Linked DNA regions of Homo sapiens: region 2 is linked to region 1. A link is an interaction called in ENCODE POLR2A ChIA-PET data of the cell type or tissue named here. Cell type or tissue: PC-9. All regions are shown on one strand. Links, peaks and the distances in the headings refer to the core of each region. The heading gives the core; the rest is flanking DNA. Region 1 has its middle 34 kb from the start of PTPRJ. Region 2 overlaps NUP160 (nucleoporin 160).

Evidence for each region. Peaks named below come from ENCODE experiments on the same cell type or tissue, not always from the same donor. Only the 100,000 strongest peaks of a DNase experiment are listed, where the experiment ranks them.
Region 2: POLR2A ChIA-PET joins it to region 1 with 15 read pairs; 5 of 35 experiments call an interaction of 5 or more read pairs at or near these places.

What each region holds. Positions count from the first base shown.
Region 1 is chr11:47,944,257-47,949,634 of GRCh38, reverse strand. No RefSeq gene overlaps it. Among named protein-coding and RNA genes, the nearest start is that of PTPRJ, 34 kb to the left of the region's middle. RefSeq lists an enhancer at 1,919-3,118 and a silencer at 2,954-3,119. In PC-9, for the core only: no CTCF peak of the experiment used is centred there; a DNase peak (open chromatin) is centred at 2,404; H3K27ac peaks cover 2,944 bases.
Region 2 is chr11:47,812,587-47,817,964 of GRCh38, reverse strand. It overlaps NUP160 (nucleoporin 160), which reads left to right. Exons shown (of 36, transcript NM_015231.3): 12 at 1,936-2,019; 13 at 2,316-2,486; 14 at 4,550-4,649; 15 at 4,918-5,083. Among named protein-coding and RNA genes, the nearest start is that of NUP160, 33 kb to the left of the region's middle. RefSeq lists enhancers at 3,584-4,084, 4,085-4,585. In PC-9, for the core only: no CTCF peak of the experiment used is centred there; no DNase peak of the experiment used is centred there.

The DNA of each region.
Region 1 (5,378 bases), core at 273-5,272:
CTCCCAGAGTGCTAGGATTATAGGCATGAGCCACTGTGCCCAGCAAAACTGGTATTTCCTGAGCCAGGAAGGAGGGAGACTGCATTGGGTAGGTCACTAATGGTGTCTACCACAAGAAAATATTGTGAGGCAACCTCACCAGATCTTGTTTTTGTTTTTGTTTTTTTGAGACTGAGTCTCGCTTTGTCGCCCAGACAGGAGTGCACTGGCCCGATCTCAGCTCACTGCAACATCCGCAGGTTGAATCATCCCAAGTTCAAGTGATTCTTCTGCCTCAGCCTCCCAAGTAGCTGGGATTACAGGCGCGCACCATCATGCCCGGCTAATTTTTTGTATTTTTAGTAGAGATGGGGTTTCACCATGCTGACCAGGCTGGTCTCAAACTCCTGAGCTCAAGTGATCCGTCCCCCTTGGCCTCCCAAAGTGCTAGGATTACAGGAGTAAGCCATGGCACCTGGCCACCAGATCTTGTAACAAGGATGAGGAGAAGTTTTACAGAAGTGGAAATGCTAGCTAGCCAGAAACAACTAATGTGCACATTAGAGTTGGGGAACAAGGAGTGAAAGTCAGGAAAAGTGAGTTGAATCAGGGTAGGTGGGCATGGCTCGAAAGGAGAGGATGGTCCAGCTGTGGAAAACACCTGTTGGAACATTTCCGGGAACATACATTTCTTATCTAGAGGATATTCCAGAGCAGGAGCACAACAAATACAGAAAATTCTGGGTGAGCAAGTGACAGGCTCCTCATCACACAAAGAGCCTGAGTTTTTTCTACTGTTTTTGTTCAATCCTCACTCTTTGTTCTCCAAGGTGGCGCTAAACCAAATGAACAAAGATGCAGCTCTGGCCAGGCTCGGTGGCTCACATCTGTAATCCCAGCACTTTGGGAGGCCAAGGCGGGCAGATCACCTGAGGTCAGGAGTTGGAGACCAGCCTGACCAACATGGTGAAACCCCGTTCTCTACTTAAAATACCAAAAATTAACCAGGTGTGGTGGTGAGCGCCTGTAACCTCATCTACTCCAGAGGCTGAGGTAGGAGAATTGCTTGAACCCGGGAGGTGGAGGTTGCAGTGAACCAAGATCGTGCCATCGCATTCCAGCCTGGGCAACAAGAGCAAAACTCCGTCTCAAAAAAAAGAAAAAGAAAAAAAGATGCAACTCAGAAGCACCAAGGAAAGACATGTTCAAAAGTCCTCAGTGGCTCCCTACCAGCCATGAACTCCAGTCCAAATTCTGACTCTGGCCCTACTGTCCTCTCCAGCCTTATCTCTCACTGTAACTCCTCCTCCACCCACTTACAGCAGCTCCTTGCAGCTCCCTAAATCCAGCCCAGACTTTCCTGACTCCAGGATTTTGTCCCTGCTGTCCTCTGTGCCCTTTCCTAGCTGTGATGTCTCTGTGCCTCCGTTTTCTTATCTATAAAATAGGAAGTTCCTCCAAGTTATTGTGAGGTTTACAAAAATGAAATAAAACATGTTACGTGCTTAGAATACTGCCTGGCACACTTTAAATACTCACTATATGTTAACTATTATTATTATTCATGAATCACTGGTTGTTTGTTTGTTTGTTTTCTGAGATGGAGTTTCACTCTTGTTGCCCAGCCTGGAGTGCAATGGAGCGATCTCGGCTCACTGCAACCTCCGCCTCCCAGGTTCAAGTGATTCTCCTGCCTCAGCCTCCCGAGTAGCTGGGATTACAGGCGCCCAACACCAAGTCTGGCTAATTTTTTGTATTTTTATTAGAGACAGGGTTTTATGATGTGGGCCAGGCTGGTCTCAAACTCCTGACCTCAGGTGATCCACCTGCCTCGGCCTCCCAAAGTGCTAGGATTACAGGTGTGAGCCACCGCTCCCAGCCTGTTTGTTGTTTTTAGAGACAGTCTCTCTCTGTCACCCAGGCTGGAGTGCAGTGGCACAATCAAAGCTCACTGCAGCATCTACCTCCGGGGCTCAAGTGATCCTCCTGCCTCAGCCTCCCAAGTAGCTGGGACTACAGGCACACACCACCATGCCTGGCTGACTCTTGGTTTGAAGTATTAACCAACTTGGTGCATGGCACTTGGCATCCACATCACAGTCCTTACCCATTTCTTCTTTGCTGTATCTGTGAATGTGTCTGGAGTGAGCATCACCAGGCCCAGGATAATGCGTGTGGCTCCCTTGGCATCTTGCTCAACTTTGTCTTGAGCGTGCCAAGCACACAGCTGTTTGACCTGAGATGGAAGCCAGCCAGCCTGTCAAGGGGCAGAACCTGTCCATCGAGGACACCTTGGAGAATGAAGTGCTAGGCTGGGCAGAAAGTTCCCTCTTGCTGGCTGAAGGGTCACATTAGGAAATGGAGCGCACCCACAATTTCACAACGAAGCTGTTAGGAAAGTCAGACAAATTCATCCACCGATGGTGTGCGGTTAAGACCTGGCGCCAGACATTTCCCCCAAAAAGGCAGGAACCTGCCACTGCGAAGAGATGAGGATTGAGCCTCCCTCCTGGGCCCAGGAGTAGTGACTCAGCAGGAAGCCAGCCAAGGCCTGAGTCACTCCCTCCCCTACAACCACACCCGGGGTTTTCCTTAAGGGCTTGGAAAGTTCACTGGGAGCTGGAGGTATAAATCTTTGGTACCTGGGTCTACCCAGGCTAATGAAATCATTTATTTAATGATTTAATAGCTTAGTGTTTAAGAGCACAAACTCTGCCTTCCTCAGCAGCTACCTCTGCCTCTTATGCAACCTGGAGCAAGTTTCTTATCATCTCTGGTCACAATTTGCCCATCTGTAAATGGGAACAATAATAGTATCTCCCTCCTAGGAGTGAGAAAACTTAGAATAGTATGTGGCATGTCCATGGGGTTCCTCTAACACACCTGGTCTCACTTTAAGGCCTTTGCATTTGTTGTTTTCTTTTCCCTCCCTTCTCTCTCTCTCTTTTTTTAAGGCACAATCTCACTTTGTCACCCAGGATAGAGTGCAGTGGTGCCATCTCGGCTCACTGCAACCTCTGCTTCCCAGGTTCAAGCAATTCTGCCTCAGCCTCCCAGTAGCTGGGATTACAGGCATACACCACCATGCCTGGCTAATTTTTGTATTTTTGGTAGAGACGGGGTTTCGCCATGTTGGCCAGGCTGGTCTCAAACTCCTGACCTCAGGTGATCCACCCACCTCGACCTCCCAAAGTTCTGGGCTGCAGGTGTGAGCCACCGCGCCTAGCCGCCACATTTGTTGTTTTCTATGCTTAGAATGCTTTTGCCTCAGACAGCCACATGGCCAGCTCTCGCACCTAATTCAGGTATTTACTAAATATTAATCTTCCCAGTGAAGCCTACAATGGCCAACCCTTCTAACTGCTCCTCCTCCAATACTCTTTAACCCCTTTCCCACTTTTCCTCCTTAGCACTTATCACCATCTAGCATGTATCTTCTCTATTGATCTCTCCCCAACCACAATGGATTTTAAGTTCCATTGTTGTCTGTTTTCTTCATTGCTGTATTCCCAAGACCTAGAAAAGTGCCAGCACATAGCAGTTCTCAATATACATATAGGGGGCCAGGCAGGGTGGCTCACTGCCTGTTATTCCAGCACTTTGGGGCTGAGGAGGGAAAATCGCTTCAGCTCAGGAGTTGAAGACCCACCTGGGCAACGTAGTGAGACCCTGTCTCTACAAAATAAAAAAATACAAAAATTAGCCAGGCGTAGGGGTGTCTGCCTATAGTCCCAGCTACTCGGGAGGCTGAGGCATGAGGATTGCTCGAGCTCAGGAGGTCGAGGCTACAGTAAGCCTTGATCATAATGACTATACTCCAGCCTAGGCCACAGAGCGAGAGACCCAGTCTCAAAAAAAAAAAAAAAAAAAAAAAAGACTGGGTTCAGTGGCTTACATCTTTAATCCTACCACTTCAGAAGACTAAGGCAGGAGAACCACTTGAGCTCAGGAGTTTGAGACCTGCCTGGGCAAGATAGTGAAAATCTGTCTCTACTAAAAAAAAAAAAGGCCGGGAGCAGTGGCTCACGCCTGTAATGCCAACACTTTGGGAGGCCGAGGCGGGCGGATCACCTGAGGTCAGGAGTTGGAGACCAGCCTGACCAACATGGTGAAACCCCGTCTCTACTAAAAATACAAAAATTAGTCGGGCGTGATGGCACATACCAGTAGTCCCAGCTATTCAGGAGGCTGAAGCAGGAGAATCACTTGAACTCAGGAGGTAGAGGTTGCCGTGAGCTAAAATTGTGCCACTGCACTCCAGCCTGGGTGGGCAACAAAGCAAGACTCCGTCTCCAAAAATGAAAAACTTAAAAAAAAAAACCCTCAGCCTGGCCAACATGGTGAAACCCTGTCTCTACCAAACAATCCAAAAATTAGCCAGGTGTGGTGGCATGCGCCTATAGTCCCAGCTACTTGGGAGGCCGAGGCAAGAGAATTGCTTGAACCCAGGAGGCAGAGGTTGCAGTGAGCCAAGACTGCGCCACTGCACTCCAGCCTGACCGACAGAGTAAGACTCTGTCTCACAAAAAAAAAAAATTAGTCAAGTATGGTTGCACACGCTTGTAGTTCCTGCTATCCTGCTATTCGGGAGTCCGAGGTGGGAGAATCACTTGAGCCCCAGCAAAACAAAACAACCAACCAACTATATGTGTGTGTGTGTTTGTGTGTGTGTGTGTGTACATACACCTATGTGGAATGAATGGAAATGAATGTCAACTTATTCACCATTTTTTTTTAGGCAGATGGCCAATAAATACTGTATGTGAATCAACAGACAGTGGTGAGAACCAAGGAAGTTTTCAACCCCCACCTAAAGGCATTTAAATTCAAATTTAAAAGAGAACTTAATTTAGATTCAAAAGATAACCAGCCAACCACCTCTCTAGGCTGCATTCCCTGGTTCCAGTCTGTAACTGTAAATTTCTCTTATCTCCCACTTGATCTTTCTGATTTTAAAATATCCAAATATTAATATGATTCAGAGCCCTTTATTCTTCTGAAAATGTTTTTCCTCCATGAGGGCACTACCATGACATCAAGACCCCAGGTGGCTTCACAGGTTCAACAGTCAGTTCCAATCCTTACTAGCTGCTCTATTCTGGGCTAATGTGCTGCCCTTTTAATTCCTCCAAGATTCAGCTGGGGGTAACTCACCAGTGCCTTCCCAAAGCCTAGCAGAGCTCCTGACACAAGGGAATGAGTGAGGGAGTGAATGAAAACGTGATGGCTCAGAGGAGGCAGTCACAAGGGCCCACGGTATCTTCTTAGTCTCCATTATTGAATCTTAGTCTCCATTATTTAATCTCCAGTAACCTCCTAGGGAGGAACCACTGTCCAGTTGGAATCTCCCTCCAGGAATACTATTTCTCCCTGACTCCCCAAGGGTGAAGGTCTGCTAA
Region 2 (5,378 bases), core at 145-5,144, 130 kb after region 1:
TGAATGTACTTCTGTATTCATACATATGTGTGTTTGTAAATACTTTTATAATTTTTTTAATGTTCTTTCCATTAAATACAGTATTCATGGTGGAGAGGTTGGAGGGGGGACCACTTTCCCAGTAATCAGTGACACATGCCAGAGTTAGAAAGAGAAACCTCTACCTACAGTACTGTAAAAAGATACCATACTGCACTGTATAGAATCTCTGTACTTGAGAGAAACTTAAAGTGGTTTTTTGTTTAGTTTTGGTTATACTGTTTTAACCTTTTTATTAGGACAGTGAAGGTCTGACTTGGTTCAGATTCAAGAAAACTCTAGGCCGGGCGTGGTGGCTCACGCCTGTAATCCCAGCACTTCGGGAGGCTGAGGCAGATGGATCACGGGGTCAAGAGATCGAGACCATCCTGGCCAACATGGTGAAACCCCGTCTCTACTAAAAATACAAAAATTAGCCGGGCGTGGTGGCACACGCCTATAGTCCCAGCTACTCGGGAGGCTGAGGCAGAAGAATTAATCTCTTGAACCCGGGAGGCAGAGGTTGCAGTGAGCCAAGATTGCGCCACTGCACTCCAAACTGGCGGCAGAGTGAGACTCTGTCTCAAAAAAAAAAAAAAAAAAAGTTTTTGGCTTCAAATTCATTGTATAAGAGAAGCCCAGTGCTTTACAAAAGGATTCTTTGGCCAACGGTAGTGACTCACACCTGTAATCCCAAAATTTTGGGAGGCTGAAGAGGGAAGATCACTTGAGCCCAGGAGTTTGAGAGCAGCCTGGGCAACAGAGGGAGACCCCATCTCTAAAAAAAATAATAATAATAGAAAAATAGCCAGGTGTGGTGGCATGCACCTGTGGTCCCAGCTACTCAGGAGCCCTAGGTTGGAGGACTGCTTTAGCCCAGGAGGTAAAGGGTATGGTGAGCCTTGATCATGCCACTGCATTCCAGCCTGGGAAACAGAGTGACACCCTATCTTAAAAAAAAAAAAAAAAACTGAAAGGATTTTTTAAGGTTACAAAGGCTTCTGGCTGGGTGCAGTGGCTCACACCTGTAATCTCAGCACTTTGGGAGGCCAAGGGGGTGGATTGCTTGAGCTCAGGAGTTCAAGACCAGCCTGGGTAACATGGCAAGATTCCCATCTCTATTAAAACAACAACAAAAAGTTACATAGACTTTTTTTTTTTTTTTCCCTTTGAGGCAGGGTCTCGCTCTGTTGCCCAGGCTGGAGTGCGGTGGCACGATCTTGGCTCACTGCAACCTCTGCCTCCTGGGTTCAAGTGATTCTCCTGCCTCAGCCTCCCAAGTAGCTGGGACTACAGACGCATGCCACCACACCCGGCTAATTTTTGTAGTTTTTAGTAGAGACAAGGTTTTGCCATATTGGCCAAGCTTGTCTCGAACTCCTGGCCTCAAATGATCCACCCGCCTCAGCCTCCCAAAGTGCTGGGATTATAGGCATGAGCCACCACACCCAGCTTGCATAGGCTTCTTTAAATTACTACTTAGCTTCATGGATGGATTTAAAATACAATAACTCATATAATTGAAAATTATATTAGAATATTTTAGACTGACCTCCCACATAAAACAGAAATGCCTTCTGAGGCTTTTGTGATAGTTATTCAGCCTTTAATTGTCTCTACCTCCACTGACCACTTTGTCACTACCTCTTGTGGGAGTTATTATTCCCAAACTGTGTCATTGAAAAGGAAGCCTCTCTTCTATAAATCAACCCTTCAAGTATTTTAAGAATCTTTCCAGGTCACCTTTCTCCAGACTAAATACACCCAGTTTCTTAACTTTCTCTTGGGTGATGTGTGTTCCAGGTATGCCAAATCTCTATTATATAGTTTTATATTGCCTCTATGTCTTCTAAACTGAAACGTTTTCCATTCAGTTTTGGCTATTATATAGAAGTCTAAAATGTCTTTTAATGTTAGATTTTCTGCCGAGGAACTGAGAGGAATTTGGATCTTTCCTGGAGTGAACTGAAGAAAGAAGTTACTTTAGCTGTTGAAAATGAGGTGAGGCTTGGGTAGAGAAAGAATAAGAATTCCTTCCATCTTGATATAGGGCAGATTGGTACTGACCGAGGAATTACTGGAATTCTTCACTTGACCTTGTTTGTTGGAACATATAAATGTTTAAACCTTTTAACTAGAGAATCAGATACACATTTGCATAGTCTATGGCCTTTAATACGTAAGGAATATTCATTTGGCTGTAGCTTAGTATAATGATATTGGACAATTATGTTTTTTGTGGACAAAGATCCTGAATGGCATCAAAAGTTTAATTTCTTTCATTTCTTCTTTGCCAGCTTCAAGGAAGTGTAACAGAGTATGAATTCTCCCAGGAGGAGTTTCGAAATTTACAACAAGAATTCTGGTGCAAGTTCTATGCCTGTTGTCTTCAGTATCAAGAAGCCCTCTCTCACCCTCTTGCCCTACATTTGAATCCACACACAAACATGGTGTGCCTGCTGAAAAAAGTAAGTGAGCTAAAGCATAGAGAAGACCTTCTTGAGACAGTTCAGTGGCTGTTATAACAAAATGCCTTCAGAAAACAAAAAGTTCAGTGGCTCTTGCCGAATGTTAGTCTGGTGAATGTTGCGGTTAGCATTTAGGACTTTGCATTTGTATTTTTTCCCCTAAAATTGTGATTCATTCATTTAAATAGTTTTCTGTGTTATTCTCTATACTTTTTTTGTATTTTATTGTATTTATTTCTTTTTCTTTTTTTCTCTTTTTTTGAGTTGGAGTCTTGCTCTGTCACCCAGGCTGGAGTGCAGTGGTGTGATCTCAGCTCACTGCAACCTCCGCCTCTGGGATTCAAGCAATTCTCCTGAGTACCTGGGACTACAGGTGTACACCATCACACCCGGCTAATTTTTGTATTTTTAGTAGAGGTGGGGTTTCATCATATTGGTCAGGTGGGTCTTGAACTCCTGTCCTTAGGTGATTCACCCGCCTCAGCCTCCCAAAGTGTTGGGATTACAGGCGTGGGCCACCACACCCGGCCTATTTACTTTTTATATTGAAGTAATTTCCAACTTAAGGTAAGAGTTACAAGAATAGCACAAAGAATTCCTGTATACCCTTCATCTGGATTCATCATTTGTTAACTTCCATATGCTTTTCTTCTTTCTCTAAACAGTTTTTCCTGAACTACTGAGAAGTTAGTTGTAGATATCATGCTCCTTTATCCTTAAATATCCTTAAATATTTCAGCATGTATCTAAGAACACAGATATTAAATAACCACAGCCCAATTTAAAAATCAGGTTATTTGATATTGACATAATATTATACAGCTTATATTCAAATTTTGCCAAATATAACATATATATATATATAGTTTATATTCAGATTTTGCCAATTGTGCCCATAATTTTTTTTCCTGATCCAGGATCCAATCTTTTTTTTTTTTTTGAGACAGTCTTGCTCTGTCGCCCAGGCTAGAGTCCAGTGGTGCAATCTCGGCTCACTGCAACCTCCGCCTACTGAGTTCAAGCGATTCTCCTGCCTATCCTCCAGAGTAGCTGGGATTATAGGCACGCGCCACCACACCTGGCTAGTTTTGTATTTTTAATAGAGACGGAGTTTCGCCATGTTGTGACCAGGCTGGTCTCAAATTCCTGGGCTCAGGTGATCCGCCCACCTTGGCCTCCCAAAGTCCAGGATCCAATCTAATATATGTATTTAGTTATTGTGTCTCTTTAGCTTAACCTCAAACTGTTATCAGCGTTTCTTTGTCTTTCATGAGAATGATGTTATTTGAAGACTATGCTTGTTTCTTTTTTTTGTTTGTTTGTTTGTTTGTTTGTTTGAGGCAGGGTCTTGCTGTGTCACCCAGGCTGCAGTACAGTGGCACTCTTTTTTTTTTTTTTTTTTTTTTTTGAGACAGAGTCTCGCTCTGTCACCCAGGCTGGAGTGCAGTGGCACGATCTCAACACACTGCAACCTCTGCCTCCTGGGTTTATGCCATTCTCCTGCCTCAGCCTCACCAGTAGCTGGGACTACAGGCGCCCGCCACCACACCTGGCTAATTTTTTGTATTTTTAGTAGAGACGGGGTTTCACCGTGTTAGCCAGGATGGTCTCGATCCCCTGACCTCGTGATCCACCCACTTCAGCCTCCCAAAGTGCTGGGATTACAGGCGTGAGCCACTGCGCCCGGCCCAGTGGCACTCTTAAGGCTCACTGCAGCTTCAACCTCCCAGGCTCAGGTGATCCTCCCACCCCAGCCTCCCTAGCAGCTAGAATTAAAGCTGTGTGCCACCACACTTGGCTAATTTTTTTTTTTTAGAGATGGGGTTTCATCATGATGCCCAGGCTGGTCTTGAACTCCTTGGCTCAAGTGATCCTCCCACCTCAGCCTCCCAAACTGCTGGGATCACAGATGTGAGCCACTGTGCCCAGCCAAGACTTACACCTATTATTTTATAGAGTGTATTGCAACTTGGGTTTGCCTCATGATAAGATGCACATCTCAATTATTTTATACCTTTAAAATTTTACTGACAAAAATGTAACTGGAAAATTTGTATTTCCAGGGGTACCTGTCTTTCCTTATTCCCTCATCCTTAGTGGATCATTTGTATCTCCTGCCTTATGAGAACCTTTTGACAGAAGATGAGACAACCATATCTGATGGTAATAGTAATTGTTATGTCCATATTTAATCCCCTTCCTATATAAACCCTATGCTTCGTTTCACATGGATACAAAAAATATCGATTGCCACACCTGTCTTGGTCACTTTACCACACCACAAATATTTTAATGAACACTTAAGAGACCAAAGCATCTCTGAGACCTCAGATAGATTTCTTGTCATTTAATTATTAACATTTTAATGTAATATCAATCAATAGATTGTCATTGGCTTAAGACATAAATGTTAACTTTCTCTTATTTGTAGATGTGGACATCGCTCGGGATGTCATATGTCTTATAAAATGCCTCCGGCTGATTGAAGAGTCAGTAACTGTGGATATGTCAGTTATAATGGAAATGAGTTGTTATAACCTACAGTCTCCGGAAAAGGCTGCAGAGCAGATTCTGGAAGATATGATCACTATTGATGTGTAAGGAGAATTAGGGTAAAGTGCATTTCCTAATGGAAATTCAGCATTTTTAGCGCCAAAGTTGGAATTTTAATGTATGTTCCAGAGCGTACAGAATAGTAGCTTAAAGTCAAACTGATGCGCCATGATTCTAAGTACATATTTCTACTTTTAACAGAAAATTTAACACGACTTCAAGTCTAGAAATAGACTTATAAAATATGCTTTAACAATTAACCGAGCTAAAAATTCTAAAAAGCAAAAGTGTTCTTCTCATGTTTGTTTTGTGTGTTGTTTATGAAAAACTGAGAGGAAA